Regions from separate parts of the Homo sapiens genome. Here region 1 is linked to region 2. The links are chromatin loops, found by intact Hi-C in ENCODE. Cell type or tissue: sigmoid colon. All regions are shown on one strand. Each heading gives the region's core, and the rest is flanking DNA. Links, peaks and the distances in the headings are about the cores only. Region 1 has its middle 82 kb from the start of IPO5. Region 2 overlaps FARP1 (FERM, ARH/RhoGEF and pleckstrin domain protein 1).

Region 1 (8,330 bases), core at 124-8,123, 360 kb after region 2:
AGCTCAAGTGATCTGCCGACCTCAGCCTCCCAAAATACTGGGATTACAGGCATGAGCCACCGCGCCCAGCCAACTTCTCAGGTATTCTTGTTTGGCAATGGCTGCTTGAAGAATCCACCTTCCTGCTCCCTTGGAGACCACTGTAGCTGGCCCTGAGCCAGGGCAATGTGGGCAGACAAGGCTTGAACTGCCCATTAGGGCTCCAGGGATGTGGCTGCAGGAGCAGTGGAGCAGCTGCTTTTTGTGCGTCGATAGCCCTGAGTGAGCAGCATTCACATCACGAGATATTAAAGACCCATAAAAAATTTTAAAATTGTATTCTTTCTTACCAAAAGCATAACTCTGTAACTTCAAAATTCATTCTTCAAAGATGGATATATTATTGGAAGCATGGTTTATAACATAAAAATCTAGTCTCAAGCAAGACAGGGCTAGGGAGCTGGCAGACCTGAAATTTACAGGGAAAAATAATTGCATGAGGCTCTGGGGTTTCAGAGGTAACCACTTTAAACAAATTCCTTTGAATTTTGTTTAGGTAGAATAAGGCACTCAAAAATAGCACTGTCCAATAGAAATATAATGTTAGGGCCTGGTGTGGTGGCTCATGCCTGTAATCCCAACAGTTTGGGAGGCCGAGGTGGGTGGATCACTTGAAGTCAGGATATCGAGACCAGCCTGGCCAACATGGGTGGAACCCTGTCTCTACTAAAAATAAAAAAATTAGCTGGGTGTGGTGGCTCATGCTTGTAATCCCAGCTACTTGGGAGGCTGAGGCAGAAGGATCACTTGAACCTGGGAGGTGGAGGTTGCAGTGAGCTGAGATTGCACCACTGTACTCCAGCCTGGGCAACAGAGTGAGATTCCATCTCAAAAAAAAAAAAAAAAGAAATATAATGTTAGCCATGTGTGTAATTAAAAATGTTCTGGTAGCCGGGCACGGTGGCTCACGCCTGTAATCCCAGCATTTTGGGAGGCCGAGGAAGGCAGATAATGAGGTCAGGAGATTGAGACCATTGTGGCCAACATGGTGAAACCCTGTCTCTACTAAAATACAAAAAACACAAAAACAAAAACAAAAAATAGCTGTGCATCAAAATTAGCCAGGCGTGGTGGTGCGCGCCTGTAATCCCAGCTACTCGGGAGGCTGAGGAAGGAGAATGGCTTGAACCTGGGAGGCGGAGGTTGTGGTGAGCCAAGATCGCGCCATTGCACTCCAGCCTGGGCAACAAGAGAGAAACTCTGTCTTAAAAGAAAAATGTTCTGGTAGCCACACTTTAAAAAGTAAGAAGAAAGGGGTAAAATTAATTTTAACAATATATTTTGTTGAATATATCCAAAATAGTATCATTTCAACATGGAATCCATATATTCCATTATTACTGAGATTCCTTTTTTTCCCACGCTCTGTCTCCTGCAGTCAGGTATATATTTCACACCTGCAGCACATCCCATCCAAAGTGCTAGCCACGTCTCAAGCTCAAGCTCAAGGCCACATGTGCTGGTGGCTGCTGGGTTGGACAGCTCAGCTCTAGAACCTCACCTTCATGTCAGAAACCTTTCAAGGGGCTCCCCTCTTTGAAGAGAGAGAAGCTATCCATCATCCCTCAATTTGTTAGCTTTCCCCTCTGCGTGGAGGTCATTTTTCACTCACTCTGTAAGTATTAAAATGCCAAGCTTGCCTCAGCTTCTCAGCTACTGAATCTATCTCAAATTAATCATGAGAGGGAGAAAAACCATTGTGTCTTTTGAATCTCCCTGCCCATGACTTCTCTTTGTCCAGCTGGAAACAGAAACGCCTGCCCTGACGTTACTGTTCTGTCCAGCTCCGACACCAGTTCAGCTCTTGGAGCGCACCACGTGGTCCCACTGCCAGGCCTCTGCCTGTGCACTTCCTTCCACCTGGAGCACCCTCCCCACCTGCCTTAGTCTGTTCTGGCTGCTGTATCAAAACTGCTATAGGCTGGGTGTGGTGCCTCACACCTGCAATCCCAGCACTTTGGGACGCCAAGGCGGGCAGATCACTTGAGGTCAGAAGTTCGAGACCAGCCTGGGCAACACGGTGAAACCTCGTCTCTACTAAAATACAAAAATTAGCCGAGCCGGGCATGGTGGTGGGTGCCTGTAATCCCAGCTACTTGGGAGGCTGAGGTGGGAGAATCGCTTGAACATGCAAGGCAGAAGTTGCAGTGAGCTGACATGCGCCACTGCACTCCAGCCTGGGCGACAGACAGAGCAAAGCTCAAAAACAAAAAACAAACAAACAAAACACACACACACACACACACACACACACACACACACACACACAAAACCCCAAAAACTACCACAGATTGGGTGACTTATCAACAACAGAAATTTAGTTCTCATAGTTCTGGACGCTGAGAGGTCCAAAGGTCCAAAACCAAGGCACCAGTGGACTCAGTGTTTGGAGAGGGGCTGCTTCCTGCTTCATAGAGCTGTCTTCTTGCTGGCAGGTGGGTGAAGGAGCTCCCTTACAAGCTCTCTTTTATAAGGGCACGAATCGCATCTATGAGGGCTCTGTCCTTGTGACCTAATCACCTCCCGAAGGCCCCACCTCCAATACCATCACGTTTGAGATTAGGTTTCAACATGAATTTTGGGGAGAAATAAACAGCCTATAGCACAACCTCAGGCCTAGATGTAGGCCTTTTTTTTTGAGACAGAGCCTCACTCTGTCGCCCAGGCTAGAGTGCAGTGGCACAATCTCGGCTCACTGCAACCTCCACCTCCTGGGTTCAAGTGATTCTCCTGCCTCAGCCTCCTAAGTCGCTGGGATTACAGGCATGTGCCACCATGCCCAGCTAATTTTTGTACTTTTAGTAGAGATGGGGTCTTGCTATGTTGCCCAGGCTGGTCTTGAACTCCTGGCCTCAAACGATCCACCCCCCTCGGCCTCCTAAAGTGCTGGGATGACAGGTGTGAGCCACTGTGCCCGGCCACAGCTAGGTTTTCAGATGGAACTTGAGTTCTACCAATCTGATGCCTTCACACTGGGTCTGAACTGAGAGTGGAAGCGAGTGGGGTGAGAGGCAGCAGCAGGTCAGGTCCATACTTTGTGGGGGCAGAACCTGAATGCAGAACAAGTCTGGAGAGAGCAGCCTGGCCTCAGCTCCCTGTTGTCTGCACACAGCCGAAGCAGTGTCACTCCGGAGTCCACGGTTGGGTGGTAACTCCCTGTTTTTCTCACCTTCTACTATGGCACAGGTAGCAACCCCTGCAGTGGGGTTGTTCTGTGGTGGTGTTCTAGAAGTGGCTGAGCAGGGACCAGACTGCAGCCTTGGATACAACTACACTTACAATTTGGAAATCACGGAGGGAAGCACATCCTAGTGCTCACCTACATCAGTCCACCAGCTACTGTGAGCAGAACCAATCCCGGGGCCCTTTGAGACGGAATCTCGGCCAGGTGCGGTGGCTCATACCTACAATCCCAGCACTTTGGGAGGCCGAGGCAGGCAGATCACAAGGTCAAGAGATCGAGACCATCCTGGCCAACATGGTGAAACCCCATCTCTACTAAAAATACAAAAAATTAGCGGGGTGTGGTGGTGTGCACCTGTAGTCCCAGCTACTCAGGAGGCTGAGGCAGGAGAATCACTTGAATTTGGGAGGCGGAGGTTGCAGTGAGCTGAGATCGCGCCACTGCACACCAGCCTGGTTACAGAGCGAGACTCCATCTCAAAAGAAACACAGTCTCCCTGATATCTGGGCTGGCTCCATGTGGCAAAGGCTGGTTGAGCTTCCAGTGGGAAAGTGCTCTTGCGTGGGCTTGGGCCAGTCAGAGACGAGACCCACATGACTAGGTCCCAAACCTTCTCATCAAAAGCCTGCTTCGCCAGTCCCCAGTTCCGAATCTAGGACCTGCCTTTTTCAGGGTGATGGAAATGAAAATGCTCACTCCACACAGGGGAAATTTCCGTGCTTACCTTTGAAGTCTTGAAGTCATGGGGCTGCCCTTTTGCTCTAAAGAAAACCACCACACGGCCACATATTTTGGCACACACAAGTTTTTTTTTCTTTCCCCCAGAGACAGAGTCTTGCTCTGTTGCCCAGGCTAAAGTGCAATAGCACAATCATAGCTCACTGCAGCCTTGAACTCCTGGGTTCAAGCAACCTTCTCGCCTCAGCCTCTCAAGTAGTTGAGGTAACAGGTGCGCACCCCCATGTCTGCCTTTGGTTATACAGAGAAATCAATAAATTGAGCATTCTTTTTGCCCACTTTGAGTGGGAGAGCTAAATGCATTAAAATGGATAGTAATGGCAAAAGACATAATTGAGCAAGTCCAGAGTTATGTCAAAATGACGGGTTTCATCATGCATAAAGGCTATCATTCTCTCCATGGGCATGTGCCACATTTATAACAATATAAAAAGTATTCACCATATGGAACATGCATTCTTCTTCAGAAATGTGTTAAGTACATAGAGCTAGCTTAACCTGTATTTTAGGGTAACAGTTCTTTTTTTCATATTTTCTAATATTTATCCTCAATGTTTCCCTTAATCCTACTATGTTATTATTTGTGGTCCTAAAACTCTCAAGGTTTCTCCAAATTCTTACTCATTTGCTTACCATATTGTAGCAGGCCATAATTCTAGTGGGAATATGTGGAATCTGGAATCTCAATATTGCCTTAAGTTTGGGTGCCGTGGCTCATGCCGATAATTCTAGCACTTTGGGGGCTGAGGTGGGAGCATTGCTTGAGGCCAGGAGTTTGAGACCAATCTGGGCAACACGGCGAGATTCCATCTCTACAAAAAATGAAAAAATTATCTGGGTGTGTCGCTACATGCCTGTAATCCTAGCTGCTGGGAGGCTGAGGTGGAAGGATGGCTTGAACCCAGGAGTTTGAGGCTACAGTGAGCTATGATTGCACCACTCCAGACTTGGGTGACAGAGTGAGATCCTATCTCTTAAAAAAAAAAAGTATGGGTGTGGTGGCTCACGGCCACAATCCCAGCACTTTGGGAGGCCAAAGTAGGTAGATCACTTGAGTCCAGGAGTTCGAGACCAGCCCAGGTAACATAGTGAGAAACGCTGTCTCTACAGAAAGCATAAAAAATGAGCAGGGCGTGGTGGTGCACCTGTAGTCTGAGCTATCTGGGAGGCTGAGGTGGGAAGATTACCTGGGCCTGGGAGGTCGAGGCTGCAGTGAGCTGTGTTCACGCTACTGCACTCCAGCCTGGGTGATAGAGTGAGACCCTGTCTCAAAAGAAAAAAGAAAAAGGCACTTAAAAAATAACACTAGATAATCAAATAGCTATTAATTATTTGTCACGTTAATGACTGCATTTATTTGGCACTGAATGTATAGAAAGGTTTCTAAAGTATCTCCCAATTAAAAATACTTTCAGGCCAGGTGTGGTGGCTCATGCCTATAATTCCAGCACTTTGGGAGGCTGAGGCGGGTGTATTGCTTGAGCCCAGGAGTTCAAGATTAGCCTGAGCAACATACTGAGACCCCTGTCTCTACAAAAAACAAAAAAAAATTAGCCGGGGGATGTGGCCATGCCTGTAGTCTCAGCTACTCGGGAAGCTGAGGTGGGGGAACCGTTTGAGCCCGGGCTTATAGACATTGCAGTGAGCGGAGGTCGTGCCACCACACTCCAGCCTGGGTGACAGTGAGACCCTGTTTCAAAAAACAACAACAAAAATTTCAAAATAACTTTAATTAAATAATAGCTCAGACCTCAAGCCTTACCAATTTTATGTTGTTAGTGAGATTATTTTCCCCAACAAGGGAGGGGGATCAGAAGAGACAGTACAAACGCACTAATGATTAACCCAGGACGGGCTTCGTGGGAGACACACTAATAATTAACCCAGGATGGCTCTGTTAGAGAATCATTTGTACCTTTCTTGCCCCTAGGGTTCTATTGTTCATGATGAGCTTCATTCTCACCTGTCTGCCCTCTGAATTCAGTTGAGCATGGAAGGATGAAGGCAGGGCCCTGACCAGCAGCTGAAACGGCAGCCGCGCCGTACACCTGGAGAGAAGTCCTCAGCTTTGACGCATTTCTCATCTAATTGGTATATTCTTTAGAAATGCTTCCACATAAGCATTTTTCCCTCAGATGGTGAAGCTCCAGAAGCCGTCGTTCTCTAACTTTTTAAAGCAGTGAGTGATGCTCCTCTGCTGCCCCCTCAAGGTTCTCAGTTTTCTCCAGAGAGAGGCTTATTTATTTATTTATTTATTTATTTGTTTAGTTTTGAGACGGAGTCTTGCTCTGCTGCCCAGGCTGGAATGCAGTGGCGCCATCTCAGCTCACTGCAACCTCCAATTCCCAGGGTTCAACCAATTCACCAGCTTCAGCCTCCTGAGTAGCTGGGATTACAGGTGCCTGGCACCACATCCAGCTAATTTTTGTATTTTCAGTGGAGACGGGGTTTCACCATGTTGGCCAGGCTGGTCTCAAACTCCTGGGCTCAAGTGATCTGCCTGCCTCAGCCTCCCAAAGTGCTGGGATTACAGGCGTGAACCACTGCGCCTGGCCAGAGAGACACATTTTTATTTTTATTTATTTTTTTTGAGACGGAGTCTCGCTCTATCGCCCAGGCTGGAGTGCAGTGGCGCCATCTCGGCTCACTGCAAACTCTGTCTCCCGGGTTCACGCCATTTTCCTGCCTCAGCCTCCTGAGTAGCTGGGACTACAGGCGCCCGCCACCACGCCTGGCTAATTTTTTTTTTATTTTTAGTAGAGACGGGGTTTCACCATGTTAGCCAGGATGGTCTTGATCTCCTGACCTTGTGATCCGCCCGTCTCAGCCTCCCGAAGTGTTGGGAATACAGGCGTGAGCCACCGCGCCCGGCTGAGACACATTTTTAAATAACCAAAAAGGCCATTCAAAATACAATATGAAAACCACACATAAGCTGCTCAGAATACAAACTATTGATAGTCTGAATTATGAAAAAAACCCAGTAATAAGACTTTCCATATACTGATTTTGTGGGGTGGCAATTGTCTTTCCTGTAGCATAATTCAGGGATGATGAATCCTTAAAATATATAATAAAAAACACATTTTGCATTTTCAGATAAAAGAGCAAAACTTTTAAAATATAATGTTCTTAGGTTTTAAGATAATCACAGTATAAATCAGTCACCACAAATTCCATTTATTATTTTACTGTGTACACTATCAACCTTTCTGTTACATTTTTGTTCTGAGATAAAATAACTTAGTAGACACCGTAGATGCTAATTTTTAGAAATTGCGAAACTCTCCTTTTCTTAAGGGAATGGAGATGTAAGGTACAAGGGCCAGGCAGGCCTTCTGCTGGCTCAGCACAGCACAGGGCGTCTGCCCGTGGTTCCCAGGCCTTCTGCATTCCTGTCCACACTCAATTCTCTCAGCAACCATACCAAGGAGGCGTTTCTCCATTTCCCAATGAGTGAACTGAGGCAGAAAATGATGTTAAGTCCACTTTCCAAATCCAGAGATTTGGAAATAGAGAATATACATGCAATTCAAATTCAGGCTGGGGCCAGGCGCGGTGGCTCACGCCTGTAATCCTAGCACTCTGAGAGGCCGAGGTGGGCAGATTGCCTGAGCTCAGAAGTTCGAGACCAGCCTGGGCAACATGGTGAAACCCCGTCTCTACTAAAGTATAAAAAATAAGCTGGGCGTGGCGGCATGTGCCTGTAGTTCCAGCTAGTTGGAAGGCTGAGGCAGGAGAATCACTTGAATCTGGGAGGCGGAGGTTGCAGTGAGCCGAGATTGTGCCACTGCACTCCAGCCTGGGTGACAAAGCAAGACTCCATCTCAAAAAAAAAAAAAAAAAAAAAGAACAACAACAAAAGAAATGACTTTTGAGCCAGGCTGGGGTGAAAGAGAATAGTGGGGCCAATTTACCAAACATTAATTTGCCAAAAGCTATGTTACTAAAAGATCGATTTGCCCACTATCCATGATCTGAATTCACCAAATGAACTGATTAACTAAAACTTGTTATAATGAATTCATTTCTTGAAAATATTAAATGAACATTTCCTCCTTGAATACATTGTTTTCTTCTTACGAGTATGTTAAGGAATGTTTAACTTGTCAAAACTGAGGATCACAGAGTAAAAAATGTATTTTTCTTATTAATTTACTCATAAAAATATACACATCGAATACACTAAATAAATTGTTGTGTACATTTAGTATCTGTCAAGATTTAATCAGAAAAACAGAGACCATACTAGGTATTTCAAACAGGGATTTAATAGAGCAAACTGGTCATACAGATGTTAGAAGGATGAGAGAGAGAGAGAAAAATAAAAGAGAGGCAACATATTCAGCCTTAAAAAGAAAGTTCTGAC
Region 2 (8,330 bases), core at 223-8,222:
AGTTGCCCTTTTCAAGGATATACCCAAACAGCTAGCACCAGGCCACTTTTGATCTGTGATGTCTACAACTCCAGGCCAAATCATCATACAGATTGTGTGTGTGTGTGTGTGTGTGTTTTGTCATTATTTTTTAATAGAAAGAAAACTGTTATATTAAGTGTCACGCTAATTTTGGCCTAAAAGTCACAGCTTCATTTTAAATCCCAACAACTGGGAGAGGTGTGTACATGTGCTCACTAGAGACACCATTTTTATTAAGTTTCACTCAATTAAACAGAAACAGATGGAATTAAACTAACAAGGAAAAAAAACAGTACCAGTAAATTCTTTAATGTTGTCAGAGTAAATGTCTTTATGCCGCTCACAGAAGTTCATTCAATCGTACCTTTCTCTCCATATGCTCTTACGGGCTTGGCTAACAGAGAGCCAATATAAAACTCATCAGAGAGCTACCATTTTAAGTGGAAATGGTAGCAACGGATTATTTTTAAATGGCCACCTCTTTAAATTTATGCCTGAGGTTGTAATTTTTTGAATTTTTGTAATCAGACCTTGATGATGACCGTGAGCAGTAAGATATAAATAACTCCCACATGCTTAGCGTTCCAATAATGGAACACTACACATACATGGCTAGGGTTCAAAGAAACTTGCTCTGTTACAGGGATTACCTAGAAAGACTCTTCTGCAGTTCAATTTGTAAAATTTAGCAGCAATAGAATAGACTCATACCATCACACTAGAGGAAGGCCAGTCTTAGAACTAAGTCCATGACCATCAGAGGAGAAATGTTTACAGACCATAAAAGAGAAAGTCCAGAGAAAAAAAGTCTTTCTGGGGAATGTAACTTTAAAAGCTCTTAAAAATCTAGCTAATCAGAATAAGGTCCCAGGCAAAGAGAAGGGATCCAGATAGAAGCAAATAAAACCAACATAAACCTGATAGTTAAGGGAACCCAGATTTGTTAATTTAAGACTGGGTCTGCCTGTAACGCAATTACTCACTAACAGCTACAGTTTCACCAAAGTCATTCTGTGCTGAAATACGGAATAATGCTTTAAGTAGAAACAGTGGACTGAAAGCATGCGAATACTGATTACAGGTATGAAACAGAGAGCTGTGTGCACACTCATGGCAGTTTCAACAACATTTAAAATGACAGATTAATATTTACATTGTTTCTTCCTTTAGAAATTGCTTGACAACAAAACCAAATTTTTGTTTTTGGCACCAAATTCCAGGGCTAATAACCAAAGTTGAGTTTCTGATGCACATTCAGAGCAGACTGGATTTTGTATATTTGGTGGAAATTTTGAGAGGCTCGTGCTATGTTTTAGTTTTGCAGGCCTAGCTTTTTTCAGCATTGCTTGGCTTGAATCTTCAAATAAGTTCTTGAGAATAAAATCAGAATTACTTACATTTTAAGTGCAGGCCACATGGCACAATTGGGGGGAGATAAATCAGAAATTTCCAAATATGAATCACACATGCAGGGAAGAATCTGGCCCACAGACTTCCTCTAATTAAACGCCTATCTAATAAAATATTGTCAATGGCATACAGATGACTGTTCAAGGAGCTGAAGCCATTTATTTTGAGTTCTGGAGCTCATTAAATGTATTTCTTCATGCTAAAAGAATTTCTTGCGTTTTTATTTTGCCCTTAACAAGCGGCAGCAAAGGCAACCACAAAAGGGTCTAAAATTCACATATTTTGAAATAATATCCAACAAAAGATATTAGCACAAGGAGGCCCTCGAGTAGCCAACAGTGGCTTTAAGATTTGTGTTTACATAGGGCTTGTCTTCCATTCACGGTCTTAAGATAGCACGTCACAGAGCAGCCAGTGAGTGGCTGGTATCTGAAGGCCTGGGTCCCCTATTGAGTCAGGAGACCCCTACACTAGCTATTGTCCTAGAAAGATTGGTTGAGAGGTCTCAGGAAACCCTTTGGAAATCTGAATGCATTCAGAAGTCTGTAATATCTGCTACCTAGTATCACACCCAACCCTACCTCTGGCCTTCCTCCACTCTTAGTTCAACTTCATGCACACGCATGCCCTTGTTAAGCTAGAATGAGATCTGCAGGCTGGGTAAAGACCTGGGGGACTGGAGTCTCCCCAAAGTCAGAAGGTTTGGAGGGTGGCAGGGTAGATGCTGCTGGCTTTTCCTGACTGAGCTCTTCACAGTGACACTGAGGAGACCACATCACCTCAGCAAACGTGCTCCACCAGGCTCAAAGAATGTATAAACGGACCCTTTGGCCAATGTTATAGAATCTTTATTAGCATAGGACAAGCTCCTCTTGAGGCAAGTAGTGACTATTCGCAGCACATCAGGATGTATGATAAACAGCCTTTAAACAAACTGTAAGCACCATTAATTACACCAGGATTGCTGCTTTTGTGAATACTGGCCAAGAAGCAGAAATTAAGTTGCTTGCCTGGTACAAAGCCAGTGAGGGAAAAACTCTATGAGCAACTCTTAAAGTGAAAAATCTCATCAATACACAACTGAGTATACTGCCATTGATCAACTGCTCTTAAAATACTTAGATAAAAATCACTGCTGTAGGAAAAAGCAAAACAAAATAATGATTGAAGCGTGTTTTGCTCGGGGATGCTTACATTTGACGATTCCTGTCATACGCTGTGTAAGTTCATACCTAGTGCTCAATCGTATTTCATTACCAGACTGCTGTATAATTAGAGGGAAAAAGAAAATTCATTTGAACAAACCACTTTCACAGATAAACCACAGGATTCCACACTTGGCTCTGTTTAACTCACACTTCACTGAACACTCATAGCAAATTGACATTTTTCCTATGTCTGAACAGATTATGCAAAAATGTGTTATAACTGCAAAACCCTCACCATATAAAAAGAAGTAGTTCTTCCCACCTATTATGGCCTGTAATTGCCTAAGTCTACTTGATCACTAGTCTCCACATCCGATTTGAATTATTAATTCATATGACTCTCCAAAATTAAAATATTGAATCAAAAAGCTCCTATTGCACCAAGATATCACAGAGATTAAAAAAGTGAAGCCTAGAGACGAGGTTACAGTTTCAGCTTTGTCATGCAATAGCTGTATTAGTTATGCAAAGTCACTTAACTTTTTCAGAAGAAATGAAGGTTTGCCCAGAAGAACCTCTGAGGTCCCTTCCAGTTTAAAAATTCTGTGATTCTGGTTAAATATATAAATTCAAAGCAAGGCGTAAATAGACTACTTCAATGAACAACTCTCAAACGATCCAACAATCAGCTTGATTCAATCAGGCACTGAATCAAATGATTAGGAAAACAAAACAAAAAAAGTCTGTATAAAAATGGATTAAGTGTTCAGACTCTTTAAAACCGACTTCTGGACATTCATGTGGACAGATATCATTTGTCAATGAGACGAGCCGATCCTCCTCCATTTTCTATGCTGCTGCCAAATTCTACTCAGTGTCCTAAGCACGCCTGGTGCTTCCCTTGTGATCGGGTCGCGTGATGAGCCCAGTGAGGCCCTGGTATGGTGGCACATCAGGGAGCTATCCTTGTTAGGACTCTTTTCAATAATTTTGTAGTTACTTAGGATCTAAAAATTTTATTCTACAATTTATCTTTTTTTTTTTTTTTTTTTCAAAAAAAAAAGTACCTAAGGCTGAAAAGTACAAATCACAGGCATCAAGAAAAAGCAGTTTGTTTGTGATGTTTTTCTTACTCTGCAAGCAAGCCAAAAATTTAGCTAACACTTTTACTGTATTCCACTAGATTCGAGACAGCCTGGGTAAGAAGTGACCCTGGCTGCCCAGTACAAACAGCTGGGAAGCCCAAGGAGCACTCAAGACCAATGAGATCAAAATCCCTAGGGTCAGGGTCCCGGCATCACTAATTTTTAAAATATCTCAGAAAATTGCAACGTGCAGCTAAGGCAGAGAAACTTCAAGTGAAAACCAGGCTCTTTAATCTAAAATGCAGGAATGCTGGGTGAAAGGCAGTGACACTGGTGGGCAAGATTTAAAAAGAAGTCAATCTCTCTCTCCTTACATTTTCTTTTTTCTGGCTCAGAGAAACATCCAAGTATCACTATTCCCAACAGAGGACACTGTTCACCAGAGTGTGAATGGTAAGACTGTGTCTGTACACCAACCAAGAGCAACCATGCTGGAAAACAGTCCTTCTCTGCGCTGTACACAATTCAAAGGCAGGCATTTAGTTTGTTGACCTACTGGTGACAACAGTGCCTATTTCAAGGTGTTGCTCTTCCCTGCATCCACACTCAATAGGATTTCAGTTTCACCAAGAGATTCTGAGAGGCAGAATTGTACTTCTTAAAACATAACAATATGATCCACCAATGCAAACCTAAACCAAACCAGCAATCCCTAGTAGATCACAATTCATGAAGATTTGACAACTTTTCTAGTATTTCACAGGAAGCCTGGGAAGCAGAAATAACCCCAAATTCTTCCCATTAAAATATTCATTATTCTTGACGAAAGATTTCACCAACATAATCTCAACTAGCTATCAATTTACATTTGGCCTTGAATAGTGCCAATTCCTCACTTCATGAGGCATGGACAAAGCAGCCCTCCTTTTAAAGAAGGGGAGAATGGGAAACCCTTTTCTGTAATCTCAAGGATGCTTCAGTTCAAACTCTCAACCAACAGGAGGGTGAGCTGCATAATTGAACATACACAGAAAATTGCCATATAAATATAACACACTATACACATGATCGGATTCATAATAAAGTGTTTCTTCCTAGCCTTCAACCAGCAAAATAAACAAGCTCCTGAGAACTTGTCATTAGGACTTGCTGTTTATCTTGCCCACCTTTTCTGGAAAGCAAGCCACTTATGTGAAGTTTTGTTTTTCTTAACGATTTTAGAAGTCAGGCAGACTCTTTCAAACATGTGCCTGTCCAAAATCTCCTCTAACAAATGTAGACTACAAATGAATGAGTCACTAGAACAGATGATCTTTAGGGAAACCCTGGTCTCGTGACCCCAGGTTGCTCGGGCTGAAGACTTGGCTCCTGGCCTCCTCACTCATCCTCCTCCTGTTCCTCACTCATCCTCCTCCTGTTCCTCACTCAAACGCAGGCCACCCAAGGACCCCCGGCTTCTCAGCAGGGACGGGGAACGCAGCACTGCGGGGTTACCAAATATGAGGGGCTGACTCCCGGGGATCAGCATCTCAGAGTCTGACTCACTGGACTCAGTCCCACTGCTGGTGGAGCCCTCGGTCACTTGCAGGGGTGCCAGCTGCCCCGCCATGCCTCTGGCACACACCGACTGCACAGCAGGGACCTTAGAGGCTGCACCCATGGGGGGTGTGCCATTAGCCAGGCTTCTACCCTCGGGAGCAGCTGCGCTGGCTTGCCCCCACTTCCCACGGCCACCAAGCCCATCCATGGCCTCCGGGGTAAATGCTACCTGGCTAAGGATGAGTGGATCTGTCTCTGACTTATTACATCTACCAGGAAGATTCCGCATGTATGGCCTTGGCGAGGTGGGGGACCAGCGTTCATAAGGAGGACCCTGGTCCGGGAGAGTGTCTTCTCCCATACTCCCCTCTCTATGGTCATGTCCATTTTCCGAAACATAGCCTTGAGACCCAGTTCTGTCCCAACTCATATTTGGACTTGAACTGCTGCTGCTGGGAGACAATGGGGTGGCCAGGGGGCTGTGACCAGCCGAGCCCTTGAACATTTCATCTATGAGAGAGCTATGCCTTGGGAGTCGAGGGCTCCCGCTCATATCAAAGGTGATGTCTGCTGAATCGTCATCAAGGAATTCTCCGGAAGGAGGCCGGGAGGACTTCGCAGAGTGCGGGGAAGCCCTACGCCCAGCCTCTCTTCGCCCCTCCTCCCTGGACAGCAGATAGACACCGCTGGTCAGATCACCCTCATAATTGTCATTTGTTTGGGACCGGGACCGGGATCGGGACCGGGATCGGGACGCTTGTTCTCTAAGAAGGTCGTATTCGCTATCTACGTCACTGCAGTCAATGAAAGGAATGGAAGTACTGCTGCCTCTGGCAGCCCGGGATGCTGGACCTGTGCTTGGCTGCGGGGGCTGAGGTTTACTCTGCTGGGTCCTATCCTTAACGACCTCCTCCTCTTCCTCCGTGGGCGCCGAGGCGGCTCCGTCCGCCTGCTTGTTACCCGCGGGGCTTCTCCTCGGCGCAGGGCTCGGGTGCGACCCCGGCTCCCCGGCGGAAACCTTCGGTTCCTTTCCTCGCCGGCAGCTCTGGCCCCCTGGAGATTCGGCACCTTCTCCAAATGTAAGGCTGGTGCTCTGCTGAGACTGGGTGGGGTGGGGAAAAAGGTGCGGAGAGATAGAGAAGAGGGAGACTGTTATTCCAAGGCTGAAAACAGAAAAGGAGAGCCAGGCAAGAACACCCGAGGCCTCTGCGGCGGGAGAACTGCCCCGGAGCTCTCTGGCCTAGCAGCAATCACGGAGGCACATCTGGGCATGATCCAGAAGGTTCCTTCAGGGCGTGGCGGCTGACAGCACTGTTCCCGGCAGCACAAGCCCGGCCCGGTCTCTGCTTTCCAGGACCCGCCGACTCATGCTGGGGTTTGCTTTGCTTTTCTTTTTTGGAGGGGGAGACAGGATCTTACTCTGTCACCTAGGCTGGAGTGCAGTGCTGCAACCACAGCTCACAGCGGCCTCGACCTCTTGGGCTCAAGCAATCCTCCCAAGTAGCTGGGACCACAGTCCTGCGCCACCATGTCCGGCTAATTAAAAAAATTTTTTTTGTAGAGATGGGGTCTCCCTGTGTTGTCCAGGCTGCGCTTGAACTCCTGGGGTCAAGCAATCCTCCCACCTCAGCCTCCCAAGTGGCTAGGACCACAGGCATGTGCCACCACACCCGGCTAATTTTTAAATTTTTTTATAGAGACTGGGGTCTACGTTGCCCAGGCTGGCTTTGAACTCCTGGGGCCAAGTGATCCTCCCGCCTTGGCCTCCCAAAGTGCTGGGATTACAGGCGCCAGCCACCACGTCCTGCTCATGTTGGGCTTGTAAAGCTTCTACGGAACAAGACGGCCCTTCCAGCCCACAGGGGGTCTCCAGGGAAGGATGGGCAGGCACATCAGGGACCCCTGAAGGCAAGTTGACACAGTCATCAGAAAAACGACAAAGGACATGTTTGCTTATACTTCTCAGGGCAGCCTGGACGGGGAAAGGGGTTTTTTTGGATTCACACGATGAAACCTCCTTTATATTCTTCCCCAAGTTTCTTTTTCTCTTTTAGAGAAAGCCCTGAGAACTTACCCAGAGACCAACTCCAGGGAAAACGAGCTTTTGCCACCCTCAGAGCAAGAGTGATAATGTCTCTTACTGCCAATTGTGGTCACTGCCCTGTAATACAAGCTCTGGGAACTCGCCGACCAGTTCTGTGCCAGCAAAGGCTTCTGGCCTTGGCACCAGGCAGGAGTTACACCCATTGGTTACAAAGCGGGTCCCCATCTCTTCCCAAGTGGACCCATTTAGCTGGAGAGTCAGTCTCAGCTCTGCCCACTGCCGCGATGGTTCCGCCGCTGAGCTGAGTTCTCAGTGGCTTAGAGCACCGCATGGGAGATGAGAAGGCAGCTGAAAACACAACACACTCCACGGCCTCTGAGCCCAGGCTGCCGGCACATGGCACAAAGCCTATATCTGGTCAAAGCCAAGGCCCATAATCAGATTCTCATCTGCTAAAAACCCCAAAGGAAAGGACAGAGAACAAGAAAGCCCGCTCTGAAGCCCAGGGCTCCGTGGAGGAAGTGTGGGGAAAAGCAGAGTTATCATAGGACAGCGCCATCACTGACCTGCTCCAGCACTTCCGAATTCAGTTCTGTAGGCTGTGAAGCAAGGCTCCGGATAGAATGAATCTTGCTGTGCTTCCTGGGAAAAATCACACAAGATCATTAAAGTTAGGTGAGGTTTTTGTTTCTTTTTCCTTGGTTTTAAATGAAACAAAAGTCCTTTTGTTGGACGTATTAGTGCCTTCCTCAATAATGATGGTACCCAGAGCCGCCTTTACAAATGCTACTTGGAAACATACGCAGTCATCCTTTGATAGCACTTGCATGGTTCAAGGGTTACTTAAATCTCGGAGAAATTCTCAGAAGCCCTTGTTGTAGTTCTCACGGTGCAGCTCGTGAAGAAACATTTAGCAACTGAGCAGGACCTTTCTAGTTAAGGGGAAAGTCACAGAGGAGGGAGGATGTGGCTGCGCCCTCCCATGCTCTGAATAGCAAGCTATGGTCTGACAATATGAAATCAATTCATGTACTTTAGGTAATTATTTTCTGGATCAGTTCTATAACAGAGGCAATTACCACT

What was found. Peaks named below come from ENCODE experiments on the same cell type or tissue, not always from the same donor. Only the 100,000 strongest peaks of a DNase experiment are listed, where the experiment ranks them.
Region 1: a loop joins it to region 2, with 2.7 times the contacts of the local background. A loop is called at or near these places in 14 of 110 quality-filtered maps.

Annotation. Positions count from the first base shown.
Region 1 is chr13:98,031,311-98,039,640 of GRCh38, reverse strand. No RefSeq gene overlaps it. Among named protein-coding and RNA genes, the nearest start is that of IPO5, 82 kb to the right of the region's middle. In sigmoid colon, for the core only: no CTCF peak of the experiment used is centred there; no DNase peak of the experiment used is centred there.
Region 2 is chr13:98,393,202-98,401,531 of GRCh38, reverse strand. FARP1 (FERM, ARH/RhoGEF and pleckstrin domain protein 1) reads right to left here. Exons shown (of 27, transcript NM_005766.4): 12 at 7,814-7,889; 13 at 6,056-6,305. Among named protein-coding and RNA genes, the nearest start is that of FARP1-AS1, 38 kb to the left of the region's middle. In sigmoid colon, for the core only: a CTCF peak has its summit at 4,054; no DNase peak of the experiment used is centred there; H3K27ac peaks cover 858 bases.